Linked DNA regions of Mus musculus: all the other regions are linked to region 1. The links are chromatin contacts, found by Hi-C or POLR2A ChIA-PET in ENCODE. All regions are on one chromosome and are shown on one strand. The core of a region is the stretch at or near the end of the contact, and the rest is flanking DNA. Distances in the headings are between cores, read along the strand shown.

Region 1 (4,224 bases), core at 541-3,040:
TAATGCTCTCCACTGCTCTTCTACACTGGGCTTTATCGGAGGCAGAGGATGGGCGTACCCTGCTCTACTCTTCGAGGTGTAGATCCTAGCTTGTAATCTTCAGTAAGCTGTAGGCTTTTCCAATAGAACATGTTGTGCAAAGACTGTGCAGAGTAGAAAACAACACGAGTGGTGTCTCCACAGAAAACCCAACACGCATATTCTAAGGCAGGTAAGACTAGAGTATCCACCTATTTTTCTATCATCTGTATCACTTTCACTAGCATGGGAGGGAATAAACCAAAGTCTCCATTTGGAAATGTCCCCACAATCAGAAAATTAAATCTCCACAAAGGGATCAAACAAAAAAAAAATTACTCAAACTATCAAAAGGGTAGAAGCTGCCTCAGAATTCTCGTTCCCTCCTCAACACGTCCCACCTCTGGAAAACCCCACTTTGACCCAAACTTCCCTTTGCTCGAAAATCACACTGTGACTAAGGCAGTATTTTGGGAACCGATCAGCTATTCTGAACAGCATGCTCAGTTTCCAACTCCACAAGTTGTATTTGGCCCAGTTAGTTCCTCCTCTGGGTGGGACCAACTTTTAGGGCATCCAAAGAGGACTGCAACTTGTTATTTACCAGTCTCATCAAGTCATGTTTATTCAGCATTCCTATGTGCTGTGCTGAAATCAGGCTGGTGTGACCTATGCAGGGCCAGTTGGCTCACAGTGAGGCTAACTCCTCACTGACAGCTCCAATCTAAGCCATTTAAGAGAACTAGGGGCCACTAGGGCCGTTTAACCTTCCAAGCTGAAAGAAACAGATCGGGACTTAAACCGTACAGCATGAGTGTCCAAGGGTATCTAACCTGCCAGGCTTACTGACTGACCACTTCTGGAGCTCATCTTTGATTTTGGGTACTGAATATCAAGTTAATTTTGTCCAGGTACTCCTGTTAATTCTGTTCCTGAAGCTCCCCACAATCACTATCCTTAATTTCCTATGACTCTGCCTACTGCCCAGCTCCCCACATTCGGCCCAAACAGCTAGGAAGCCTCGGCACCAGGCCCAGCCACCTCACTGTTTTTCAACACCACCCTGCTCATTTCTGGAACCTTCGGTTCAATCTGATAACCAGGTCTTGGGATGCCCTCTTTCCCTTCACCGCCAAGCCCGACTAGGTTCTTAAGGAGAGCAGATTTTTACCCACAGGCCAAGAGCCCCTCCGGGAAGCCTTCCCCAGCAACTCCAACCCACCGGCAGCGCCGAGGAGTGGGTCCAATGCCCACCGGAGACGGAGGAAACTGAGCCGGCCGAGGAGAAGGCCACACCCCGGGTGACACGCCGCGGAACCGGGTCAGGGACCGAACCGGGCCAGGCGGGCCGGCCGCCCCTCCTCCCCGCCGTCGCCGTGGCGGGCCGCGTCCACCTCCCGCTTCCCTTCAGGGGCAGCGGCCTCCCCGCCGCGGCCTCGGCCTCGGCCTCCCGGACGGCCCGAGCTCCGCACCGTGACCTTGCGGGCGGCGGCACGGGGTCCGCCTCGGCCCGGCCCTCTAGAGCCGCCGGGGCTCGCTGCCCGCCCAGCGCTTCCCGTCAGCCGCCGACCTCGCGGTCCGGCCTGGCGCTCGGCGACAGGAGCCTCGGCCTCAGTCCAGCCCGCGCGACCAGCTTACCTGAGCACCGCGAGTCAGGCGAGGCGAGCCGGCACCCAAAACCATGCCCGGCGGAGCAGCGGCACTGAGTCGCGCTGGCCTTCACAGCCGCACCGGCTCCCGGCGGCGAGACCGGAAGTGGCGGGGCGGGGACTGCGCCGTGACCGCAGTGGGCACTTTAAAAAAAAAATTCAAAGCTACAAAAGAACTTTATTGGCAGCTCCACTCGTGGACAGTCACAGGACATACACAGGTCAACTAGTCGGCCCTCGTTCATTGGTGAAGAGCACGGCCTGAGGGTGGGCCATGTGTCAAGACCTTTGCTGATTGGTCACCGAAGCGCAAGCATCCCCGACCGCCTAGCGGCCTTCCGGTTTGTTTCCATTCATTTAGCGGCTTGCTTCCCTAGGAATATCGTACTAGTGCAGTGCCTGCTGGTGGAGCTAAGTTCCTGTGCCCGGCACCATTCCTGAACGCAAAGAATCCGACCGGTTTGCAGCTGCGTTAAGGCCATGGGATAGTTAGAGGTGGCTGCTGGGTGTGAGGACACTCTTCCTGCTCCTTATTTTTTTAATTTCTCATATTCCTATATGCACTTTTAAAAATCTACTTCAGGCCGGGAGTTCCGGCGCATACCTCAGTCCCGGCGCTCAGAGACAAGAGGAAGGCCTGGTCTACATAGTGAATTCCAGGACAGCCAGAGATATGTAGAGAGACCCTACCTCCTGAGGCCTTGGGGTTCCATGTGCAGCATCCTACTTGCAGCTCGTGTGGTATGCATTCTCAGTCCCTGTGGGACTGGAGATAGCCTACTTTGGGAGAGAATTCGGCAAGACTCCTAGAGAGGTAGGGCCTTGGAAAGAGGATATTTTCTGTGGAAAAGAACAAGGAGCGTCAGGTTTCCAGTGATTTTCTTAGCAATTCTGGGGAATGAATCTCAGGAGGTCTCACATGCAAAGCACTACCTTTGAGCTACCCGCCCCCTCCCCCCGCCTCCCCCCCCCCCCCGTCTCCCCCCTCCCCCCACACCCTAGACCCTAAGATTTCTTTTGAAATGAGGCACTTGGGTTCAGGGAGTAAAGCGTTTGTCAGCATGAGGACCTGTTTCCAAACTCGGGAAGATGTGAGGCAGAGGAGTCCTCAGATTAGGACCAAGTACCCTGACTTCCATTGAGGGGAAGAGATCCCCCGCAGAGCTGGGTTGCACATAGGAGTTGGAGGCCAGCCTAGATAACATAGAGTTCCAAACAAGCCAAGGTTACTCAATGAGATCCTGTAAACACAAACAAACAAAAAAGTGGAAGAAAGTTATCCTTTGACCACCCCATGTGGCACATGGCTACACACGCTCAAGCTTCCATCAGATACACACTCCTGCACAGATAGAAAGGGTAAAAGGCAGCCAGGCCTAGTGGTACACGGCTTTAATTCTAGCATTTGGGGAAGCAGAGGCAGACCTGCCAGACTGGTCTACATAGTGAATTCCTGGGCAACCTGAGCTACATAGTGAGATCCTGTCTCAATAAACAAACAAATAAGGCTTTTGATCTAAGGGAGGTTGCAAACACAGAAGAGATGGTACTGGTATTAATCAGCGTCCTCTAGAGTCACAGAGCTTATGGAATGTCTCTCTATATTAAGGGATTTTCATTGTGATCCAGATCAGAAACTTGTGTCTTCCAGCCTTAACATCTGGATCACGGGTGTGTCCTCCAATTTTGATTGTAGTTCATTCCAGATATAGTCAAGTTGATAACCAGGAATAGCCATTATAGTACTCAAGTGAACTCTTTATGACAAGCTGCCTCATTCTTTCAGGAAAACACCTTTGCTCAGCTAACGCTTGTCTTGTTTTCCTAAGCTTAAACAGCACTTTCTTACGGCTCCTCACCCCGGCACCCCCTCTTGCTCTCCCCGCTCTTCTTTGGACCCATGGCAGGTGTTCAGAACCAGTGTTATTGGGCAAGTACTGCATGAGTTTGTGCAAAGTTCTGGTGAGAAAAGATAAGGGCTTGAAGAGGCAGATACAGCTGGAACAGCTGAACCAATACGCCTGACTCTCAACATTGCAAAGAGATGAGTCACTTCTAGGTCCATTTCATAAGGGAGCCTCATGTGTTCACCTAAGACTTACCAAGAGCCTACTGGTTTATATAGTCCTCACAACAGCCCTAGTTAACAGTTTTCTGTTAGCTCCAGCTTTCAGGAAGCACAGAAGTATTTTGCCCAGCATGACTGAACTTGAATGTGAATCCAGCCCATCTGTCTCTGGCATTCAGTCCCAGAGACAGGCTACTAATGAACAGCAAGGAAAGAGACAAATGACTCTTAGAGACAGATTGAATGGATCTCTGTGGGTTCAAGGGCAGTCTGGTCTACAGAGTGAGTTCCAGGACATCAAGGGGGGTACACAGAGAAACCCTGTCTCAAAACAAAACAAGCAAAGAAACAAACAAAACAAATAAGAAACCAAAAAAGCAAGCAAACAAACAAAAAAACCCAAAGCAACAATGTCAACAACCCCATCAGCAGCAGCATAACAGCCATGCCACCTTTCACAGTTTAGCTCTCTCACTCTCTCACACAGTT
Region 2 (4,224 bases), core at 853-3,352, 200 kb after region 1:
AGGGCTACAGAGCAGTGTATGAAGGTTATATTACATTAAGAGAGAGAGAAGGAAAGACTAAAAATAACCTCATCTGGGGCAGGGCAGGGCTCATTGCTAGATGGATTCGGCCATAGCCTTACATGTAAACACTCACAAACTATCCAGCACTCTGTGCTTCCTGGATTCTGGACATGGACTGATTAGCCCAATGAGTGCTAGGCTGAATGACCACTGCTTCCATCCTCTTACTGCTGGGCTACAACAGTATCCCGCCTGGATCCCAGGCAGGCTCCAAATTGAGTAGGGGGACCTGTGGCTGGTATCTTGGAGTTGGAAGTGGATTCCCACCTCTTGGGCCCCTCCTCGACTTCTTTACATCCCTGTTCTCGGGGTTTGGTGTTTCTCCTTCCTTTGCCCAGGATGCAGGCACTTGGTTCCTGTCCGCTAGAACCAGCCCAGGGCTGACTTCCTCCTCCTGCTTGCCTTCTATGGTCTGCCTGGGCCTCTGTTCTGAACACTCATGTCTCAGAAGCTTTCTCTCCTCCCTGAGCCTCCCTTAAGAGGGCTCCAAAGTGGCCCTGCAGGTTCCCTCCCTAGGCCTACAGGTTACAGCTCCAAAAGCCTCCTTGACTGCCCAAGTTTAAGTAGGGACATAGAATAAACATTATAAAACAGACAGGGGAAAAAAGCCCAGCAATTCTCAGCAAGGAACTGACATTTTACAAGTCTGTCATTGGAATAAAAGTTTACTTAGCCTTCCTAGCACTTGGAGGAAGCTCCCCCAGTCAGAGCAGCCTTGCCTCGACTACTCTTCCTTAAAGACCAACTAACTACAGGATTAACTCCTACCTGGAGAATGAGTGGCTGAGGCTCAGTTTTTATCAAGGTCTCACAAAAGCCTGCTAAAATGGGAACCTTGGGTCTCCCCCTCTCTCTGGTATCAACTCCATAAAATACATGGTTTCACAGAGTACAATTTACTTTGAAATATTCCCACTAATAAGCAACCACAGCCATGGATAAGGCGCGCGGGGGTGGGGGGGGTGGGTGGGTGATGCAGGCTTGTAAGCCCGATAGTGGAAGGGTTGAGACATGAGAATCCTGAGAGCAAGGCTAGTTTGGGTTATGGATCCTGCCTGAACTCCCAGACCCCAAAACTATAAACTACACAGGCTGTAACAACCAAAAATCCCCCAACTCCCCGGTGCCCAATTTTCAATCACCGTCGTCCTCATCCACTGTCCCTACGTAAGTTCGGGAAGTAAAATATGCGTAAGCACCTTGCCCAGACACAAGTGGCTTCTGGCACCCGCCGAAGTGGATCTGGGGCCCTGGATCCTAGAGGAAGGTGTTCCTGAGGTCAAGAACCTGTAAACCCTCCAAGCCACTCATGGCAAGGTGGTGCGGCTGGATGAGGACCCAGGTGCTGTACTCGGTAAAACACCAAACCAGCAGTTCCCTGTGAAACTCTACACCACCCTCAGATCTCAGACCTCGGTTGGGTCCTGGCCAGAGCCAGCCAGCTGGGCAAAGCCTGCCTAAAGACCATCACTAGGGGTGGAGGGAGAGCCCACTCTCCTTTTCGTCCTTGAGAGGAACATTGGAGCATAAAATGTACTTTTCAGAGCTCCGCCTACGGACACCTTACACTCAGCCAACCACCTGATGGTAGGCAGGAGCTGCCCTATATCAGGATTTTCGAGTGGCCCAAGCCCACTCGCCTCTACTCCAGCAGCACCACGGTAGCTGAAGGGGCCACTGTCCTTGACCTTAGAACCAACTGAGGGACCCAGGCGGCGGTTGCTGGCAGGCACAGGTCTGAATCATGTCTCCCTCTTACCAGTCTTTGCGCCTCTGGACTCAGACAGTCGATTTCCTTGTTTTGCGCGCCCTCTGGGCTGGTCATGTTGCCGAAGTGAAGTGCAGACCAACTTCCCACCCAAGAGTTCGCGCGGAAGACCCGCTCCCTAGTCCACAGGCAGAGGGTTCTCAGTGAGGCCACATTCTGGGATCCAGGAAAGCCGTCCAGGCAGAAGTAGAACTTTCAACGATCCCCTGGGCGCACACGCTCGGACGCCCAACTCCGAGGTTCCCTAGCTGGGGTGCGGCCGGCGGGGCGGGGCGCAGGTGGCTCCCGGCCGGGGGCGGGGGTGGCAAGAGAGGAGCCGGGGGCATACTCCGCCCCAGCCCCGCCCAGCCTCTCCCCACGCCCCACCCACCCTATGCCCGCCTCTCCTTCCTTCCCAGCCCCTTTCCCGCGCTCTTTCCAGGGGGTTGTACCCCTTCCTCTATGGTTCCACCCAGCCTGTGTCCATCTGCTTCCAACTTTCCTTCCTCGCAGCCACATTCTGCCACTTTAGTCGTCGGCTTCGCCCACGATGGCACTCTCAGCCAAAGCACTCCTACCATGAGGTCCACTCGGGCCCGCCTACCCGGGACCCCAGCTCCTCCTCCGTAGCCCCACCCACGCTCCTCCTCTTGCACCGCCTCAGAGCCTCCGGAACCGCCTCCCTCCCCTCCAGACCGCTCCTGGCCAGCAAGCTGCTGTGCCATCAATCACCACCCAGTCCCTGCGGCAGACACCGGAAAGACTGAGGGAAAGACCCTGGGGACCCCACCCTTGGCCACGCCCTGGCCGTCCCCAGCTGAGTCAGCGCGGGAGACCAGCCCAGGCCTAGGGAGGCGCGCCTTCGGTTAGGACACGCGTGGCTTTAGCTGGAACCACACCGCATGAGCCTCTGCCAGAGCGCAGCTGCGCCCGTCACTACTGTCTTCCGAGCCGGCACGGCTTTGGGGACCACAAAGCTACCGCCCATGACCACGCTGGACAGGAGCGAGAATCAAGCGGAGGTGACAGCCGCGATCCGATAGGGAGCGTCGAGGAACTAGTATCCACGCTGGACAGTGACCCGACTCGCAGCACGCGCCTTCCACGTCCACTGGGCAGGAGCACCCCTGATTTAAACTTAAAGCCAAGCGGGCAAGCAACCAGAAGGTTCCAGTGTTGTGCGCTATGGACAGGAGCACATGGCCTGGGTGACCTGTTTTCTCCACCCTAGAAGAGCCTTCTTCGGGCTCAAAAGGAAAATCAGAGGGCCCCCTGCCTTGTTTCTCTGTACTGGAGACTCCAGAAAGATCTAGAGAAGCCAGTCACATCTGAGCCCGGCTGACACGCTTTTTTGGTAACAAGGAACCAGTGTGCGCTGGCTTATGCACATGTGGGGCAGCAGCATTCTGGTACTAAGTCTCTGGGTAGTGCTTCGAAGGACTGGGTAGACCAGAGAGTAGACACAGAAAGACGAGTTCTAGGGGGCAGGATGGCCTGGACCAAAGGGATGAAGGGGACCTAGTTTGAGGAGTACTATGCAGGCCGAAAGAAAATGGGTACCAAGCTTTGGTGAAGTGTTTCAGATGAGGAAAACTTCCTGGGAAGGAGAAGACCTGCTCCCAGCAGTTGGTTTCAGCATCACAGTTTACAAACAAAGCTCTATCAATCAGAGAGAATAGTTTTGGATAACACCGTAACGGCAAGGGCTGTGGAATTTCTATGGGGGTCCAAGTAGTTTTACTAGGACTAACTTTACAGGTGAGAGTGGAATCCAGTTAATAACACAGCCTGAGAGAGTCGGGTTACTGTATTCTCACCTAGATAGGGAGAATCTAAGCCTCTGGCCATGTGGAACCCTGGGACTTCCCCACCACAGCAGCCCAGGGGCCAGCTTGCTTTGCTCTGCATGTCCGGAGACAATGTCTGAAGAGATTTGTTATTAATTTGCAGAGCATATCCCCAGAACCATGGAATCTGTTGGCTTCTAGCAAGCTCATAAACAACAAGGCTCTGTCTCTGCCTGGTGTCTAGGAAAGAACATCACCCTATACCGTCCTAGCCTAGCGGCCCTTCCAATCTTCCAGCCCACTCATTGCTGCCTCCTCTCGCACAGAAAGAAGGAAGCAGGGCCATAAAACTGAAATGGCTGAGAACTGGAACTGGGCTGAGCCAGAGAAAAGGATAATTCCTCCCCTCACTCCTCCCACTGTCTCCCTGGGGGTGGGGGGGACGGACAGTGGGAGGGAGCAGGACAGTGAGATTCCTAGCCTCAAGAGTTGGGATACACCACCAGCCATAGAATAGCGATAAACACATAAAAGACTTGCGATTCCACAGAATGGCAACATGTTATGGCAGCCAGCACCCTAACAGCCTGCTCTCTCAGGTGCCACATTTTGACTCAGGTGAACCCA
Region 3 (4,224 bases), core at 1,267-3,766, 160 kb before region 1:
CCAGCAGCTCTTACTTCCCTTGCACTGTGGGCTTTGCTGGCCGATCTCCTGTCTGTGTATCTCTCACATGCTCAGTCTCTCTGGGCCATTCAAACCCTGTAGGGATTTCCTATGATGCAGATCTAGCCAGGCATCCCCAGGTCCCTTTCTCTTGGTGTCTCTTTACATGCACACAGTTTAGCAGATTCACTAGGCTGCCCCTCAGCTTAGCATGACCCCCGCCCAGCACGCACTCTCCCAATAATCCCGCCTTTGGCTGTTTGCCTGTGTGTTGGTCTCAGGGCTGATTGCAGAGAAATCAGACAAGTACCATGCTAGAAAGGACCTATATACCGTTAGGATCAGTATATAGGCATCACTGGGGACACAGGCCTCCTACCTGACCCTTCCTGATTGACAGCCTTGTGAGAGCTACTCTGAAGAGACCTGCTTCCCTTTCCTCTCTCCAAACCAGGGTCCCAGGGACCGGAGCAGAGGGGCAACATGACACTGGACCTCACTCACGGTCTGCTTCTGGGTGCTCTGAACCTGCCTTCTGACTGCAAGTACTGGTGCAGTCTGACACAAAGTTCTCGTGGCAGGTAGGACTGCTTCACTGTTCCTTTGGAGGACTCTTAATTGAACTTTACGGCCAGAAGGACTGCCCCTCTCCTTTCTCTTCAAACCAAAAGGAAATTCTTGGGGTCTCCTGGGCAGATTGCCCACAAAGCCCTTGGAAGTCTGCAGGCCTACAGCTGCCTTTGTCCCTCTGGGGATTTACAGCCTGTTAATTTCTGCTGCTAACTAGTCACCCTGTGGCCATCATGGCCTTGCCTAGCCTCTGGGGTTCTCTGTTCCTGCCTGGGGGGGGGGGGGGGGATTAAAAGGCCCTACTACTAAGGAAATCTGCATGCAGGCAAACTTTGAAGGTAGGGTATGGTTCAGGGGACAAATGGCAGGAACTAGTAGTTTAACTGAGGGAGGTGAACAGGAGAAGGGTTTCCTGAGCCTGAGATGGGGTGAGTAGTCACGCTGCTGGGACCAATGGAGTCTAAGCCACTTGGCTAATGGAGTCACTAAAATAAAATAAATTGATGCCTGCTTGTACTTTCCCTTCCTCAAAGGTCTTCCAGCCAGGCTGACTGAAGCACCAGTTACCAAGACCTCAACGGTGCCCAGGCAGGCAGCCACTGAAGTGCTTAGTGGTGTCCAGGCCTAAGGATGGAGTATGTAAAGGCTGATTAGGAGCTGGCTCCTTGTCCTGGCTCTAAAGCAGCAGCCGAAATCCAAGAACGCTGGAGCAGAGCCAGGGGTTCCGAGGGGGCGCGCGCGCGCGCACACACACACACACACACACACACACACACACACACACCCCTCCCGCGGCGAGGCAGGGCCGGCAGATGGACCGCCGACGACGCGGGGCTTGGGCGTCTGGCCGACACAGGCGTGCCTGTTGCAGCCTGCAGGACAAAGCCAGCTAGACAAAGGCGCGGCCAACACCTGTCGCTCCTGGCCGGCCTGCCGCTTTTCTCTGCGGAAGCGGCTGCAGCTGCCAACTGTCACGGGCATCAAGTTACTGGGGCCAGACAGCAGCCTCGGCCTGCAGGAACCAAGAATAGAAGGGGGAGGAGCTGAGAGGGACTGGGGGTAGTGGGGATGGGGGACTCTAAGGGGACTCGCGGGGAAGGGAGGTGAGCGTGGAGAGGGGTTGGGGAACAGGGATGTGTGAGACCACCGCAAAGAGGATGCGGAGGAACTAGAGGGAAATGAGAGGCGCTTAGGCGGGTACGGGGTGATGAACAAGGAAGGAGAAGCTTGACTGGGGGCAGTTGGGGTGGGGTTAAAATAGACAAGGTAGTGGTTGGGTAAGTGACTTAGAGCACAGAGAAATAGAGATTTAGTAAGAACGACCGCGGACCTTGGAGTAAGAAGGTTATAGGTGTCTTAATGGGTCCAAAAGGACACACAAGGGTCCTGTTCCTGCTGCTAAATTGGCTCGTACTTTCCCCGGACTTTGCACTCTCGCCACCGGTGACCCGAAGCCCCTTCCAGGTCCCGAGGTCACGGACTTGACTTTGGCACTGCCCTGTCTGAAGTCAGCTCTGGGACTGGAGCGCTATTCTCGAGAGCACTTTTGGTGAACCAAGGGAAGCAAATGCCCTGTAGGAATGGATGGGTGAAGAGGTGGGTGGAAGGGCGGCATGGATAGATATACGGACCGAAGGATGTATAGCTAAGTCCGAGCTTACAGGCAGGCAGGTCTGGCCTCATAACTCAGCGAAAGGAAGTACAAGCACACCAGCAAGAGAGAAGCCGGAGGTCACTGCCCAGGAGTCCTGCCCGGCCTAAGTGGCAGGAGGTCTGGCTGTGGGCTCCGCCCCGCCAGCTGCCAGAGACCCGCGGGGCCTGACAAAGCGCGCCGCTCTCATTGGCTACAGGCTGCCTCACGGCTGGCCTCTCCGACCACGCACAGCCAATCGGTGCATTGACATGTAAATAAGTTGCTATAAAATGGGCGGGGTCCCGCGGGCCGGAAGACTCCGGAGAGCTAGTGGGGCCTCCGGGCTGCGACCCACCTCGCTGAGTAGTTTGCACTAGGGCGCCGGGCTCCGTAGACCATGGCTCCGTCCCAGGCGCCCAGCCGGGACCGTGCAGGCCAGGAGGATGAGGACCGCTGGGAAGCACGGGGGGACCGCAAGGTGCGGACAGGGGCTACGGGTGGATGGGCTTGGGGGAGGTTGCGCGGGCCAGGGGGCTCAGTAGCCGCTTCCCACAGGCCCGGAAGCCCCTGGTGGAGAAGAAGCGACGCGCACGGATCAACGAGAGTCTTCAGGAGCTGCGGCTGCTGCTGGCCGGTACCGAGGTGCGACGGGAAAGGTGCAGGGGGGAGGGGGACCTTCAGGGTGCACCCCGAAGCGCACGGCCGGACTCAACTCCCTTCCCCTCTGCGCAGGTGCAGGCCAAGCTAGAGAACGCCGAGGTTCTGGAGCTGACCGTGAGGCGCGTGCAGGGCGCGCTGCGAGGCCGGGCGCGCGGTGAGTGGCGGCGGGGATCGAGGGCGGGGGCGCTGACCGGGCACGCCTGCCACCCAACAGCGGGACACGTCGGCTCCCGGAGCCCCGGTCCTATCCATGGCAAGGGCTTCCCCCAGAACGGGACACGCTACTGTGTCTCCTGGGTGAGCCCCGAACCCGCGGAGCGGATCGTCCGAGCCACGATAGTCACTGCTCACGGTGCGGGACGCTGCTCTCTTCTTCCCACCCTCCTGCACAGAGCGGGAGCAGCTGCAGGCTGAAGCAAGCGAGCGCTTCGCTGCTGGCTACATCCAGTGCATGCATGAGGTGCACACGTTCGTGTCCACGTGCCAAGCCATCGATGCCACTGTCTCAGCTGAACTCCTGAACCACCTGCTAGAATCCATGCCGCTGCGTGAGGGTAGCAGCTTTCAGGATCTGCTGGGGGACTCCCTAGCTGGGCTGCCTGGAGGCTCTGGGAGGAGCAGCTGGCCTCCAGGAGGGTCCCCAGAATCCCCATTGTCCAGTCCCCCAGGTCCCGGGGACGACCTGTGTTCTGACCTAGAGGAGATCCCAGAGGCTGAACTAAACCGGGTGCCTGCTGAGGGGCCGGATTTGGTGTCTACATCCTTAGGCAGCCTGACTGCAGCTCGCCGGGCTCAGAGTGTGTGGAGGCCTTGGTGACCAACACTTACCAGGGACCTGTGAATGGTGGCTGCCATCCTTAAGTTTGCTTCCTCCCTGGGTATCAGATAAGGTGGAGACAGCTCAGGATGCCCCCCAGGTATGCCCTCCCCACTCTCCAACAGATGACTTGAATGACAACCCTAATGGCCAGGCCCTGCAGGTCCCTAGCACTATTTTTTCGTGGACCCTAGAGCTCTGGATGGTGGCTGGGGGGCCAGGGGGTGCACTAAAGAAAGACAGGAGACTTTTGGAGAGCTGCCAGGGCTCCCTCGTGTTCACCTCTCCCTGCCTTTTGGGCATTCTGAGGATCTAGGGCAGAAGTGGCCAATCTTGAGACTGAGCATTAGGGTCCTGGGCAGGGACACACAGGCCACAGCAATCCTGACCTGAAAGGAAGTTCAGATTTGCTACTTTGGCTATGAGACCAGGGGAGGCGGGCATATTCTGCGGTCACTGAAGCTGCTCCTCGTTTGTAACACAGTTGCGCGCGTGTGAGTTTGGTTGCCATCCCATCGATGCTCCAACCGAATTAAATAAAGAA

Evidence for each region. A loop is a pair of places that touch in the nucleus more often than their neighbours do. ChIA-PET counts read pairs that join two places held with the same protein, here RNA polymerase II (POLR2A).
Region 2: a map of T-helper 2 cell shows a loop between it and region 1 (2.0-fold over the local background). The contact joins the promoter of Lrrfip1 here to the promoter of Ube2f in region 1. A Hi-C loop is called at or near these places in 2 of 37 maps with a recorded cell type or tissue (T-helper 2 cell and mature B cell). POLR2A ChIA-PET finds 5 or more read pairs at or near these places in 2 of 5 experiments (Patski and embryonic stem cell).
Region 3: a map of v-Abl transformed pro-B cells shows a loop between it and region 1 (2.3-fold over the local background). The contact joins the promoter of Hes6 here to the promoter of Ube2f in region 1. A Hi-C loop is called at or near these places in 1 of 37 maps with a recorded cell type or tissue (v-Abl transformed pro-B cells). POLR2A ChIA-PET finds 5 or more read pairs at or near these places in 2 of 5 experiments (Patski and embryonic stem cell).

The regions. Positions count from the first base shown.
Region 1 is chr1:91,247,870-91,252,093 of GRCm38, reverse strand. Ube2f (ubiquitin-conjugating enzyme E2F (putative)) reads right to left here and starts at 1,790. Exons shown (of 10, transcript NM_026454.4): 1 at 1,657-1,790.
Region 2 is chr1:91,051,322-91,055,545 of GRCm38, reverse strand. Lrrfip1 (leucine rich repeat (in FLII) interacting protein 1) reads right to left here and starts at 2,102. Exons shown (of 25, transcript NM_001310732.1): 1 at 1,823-2,102. The coding sequence starts at 1,888.
Region 3 is chr1:91,411,514-91,415,737 of GRCm38, reverse strand. It overlaps Hes6 (hairy and enhancer of split 6), which reads left to right and starts at 2,516. Exons shown (of 4, transcript NM_019479.3): 1 at 2,516-2,681; 2 at 2,759-2,845; 3 at 2,936-3,017; 4 at 3,256-4,224. The coding sequence starts at 2,601. The coding sequence ends at 3,680.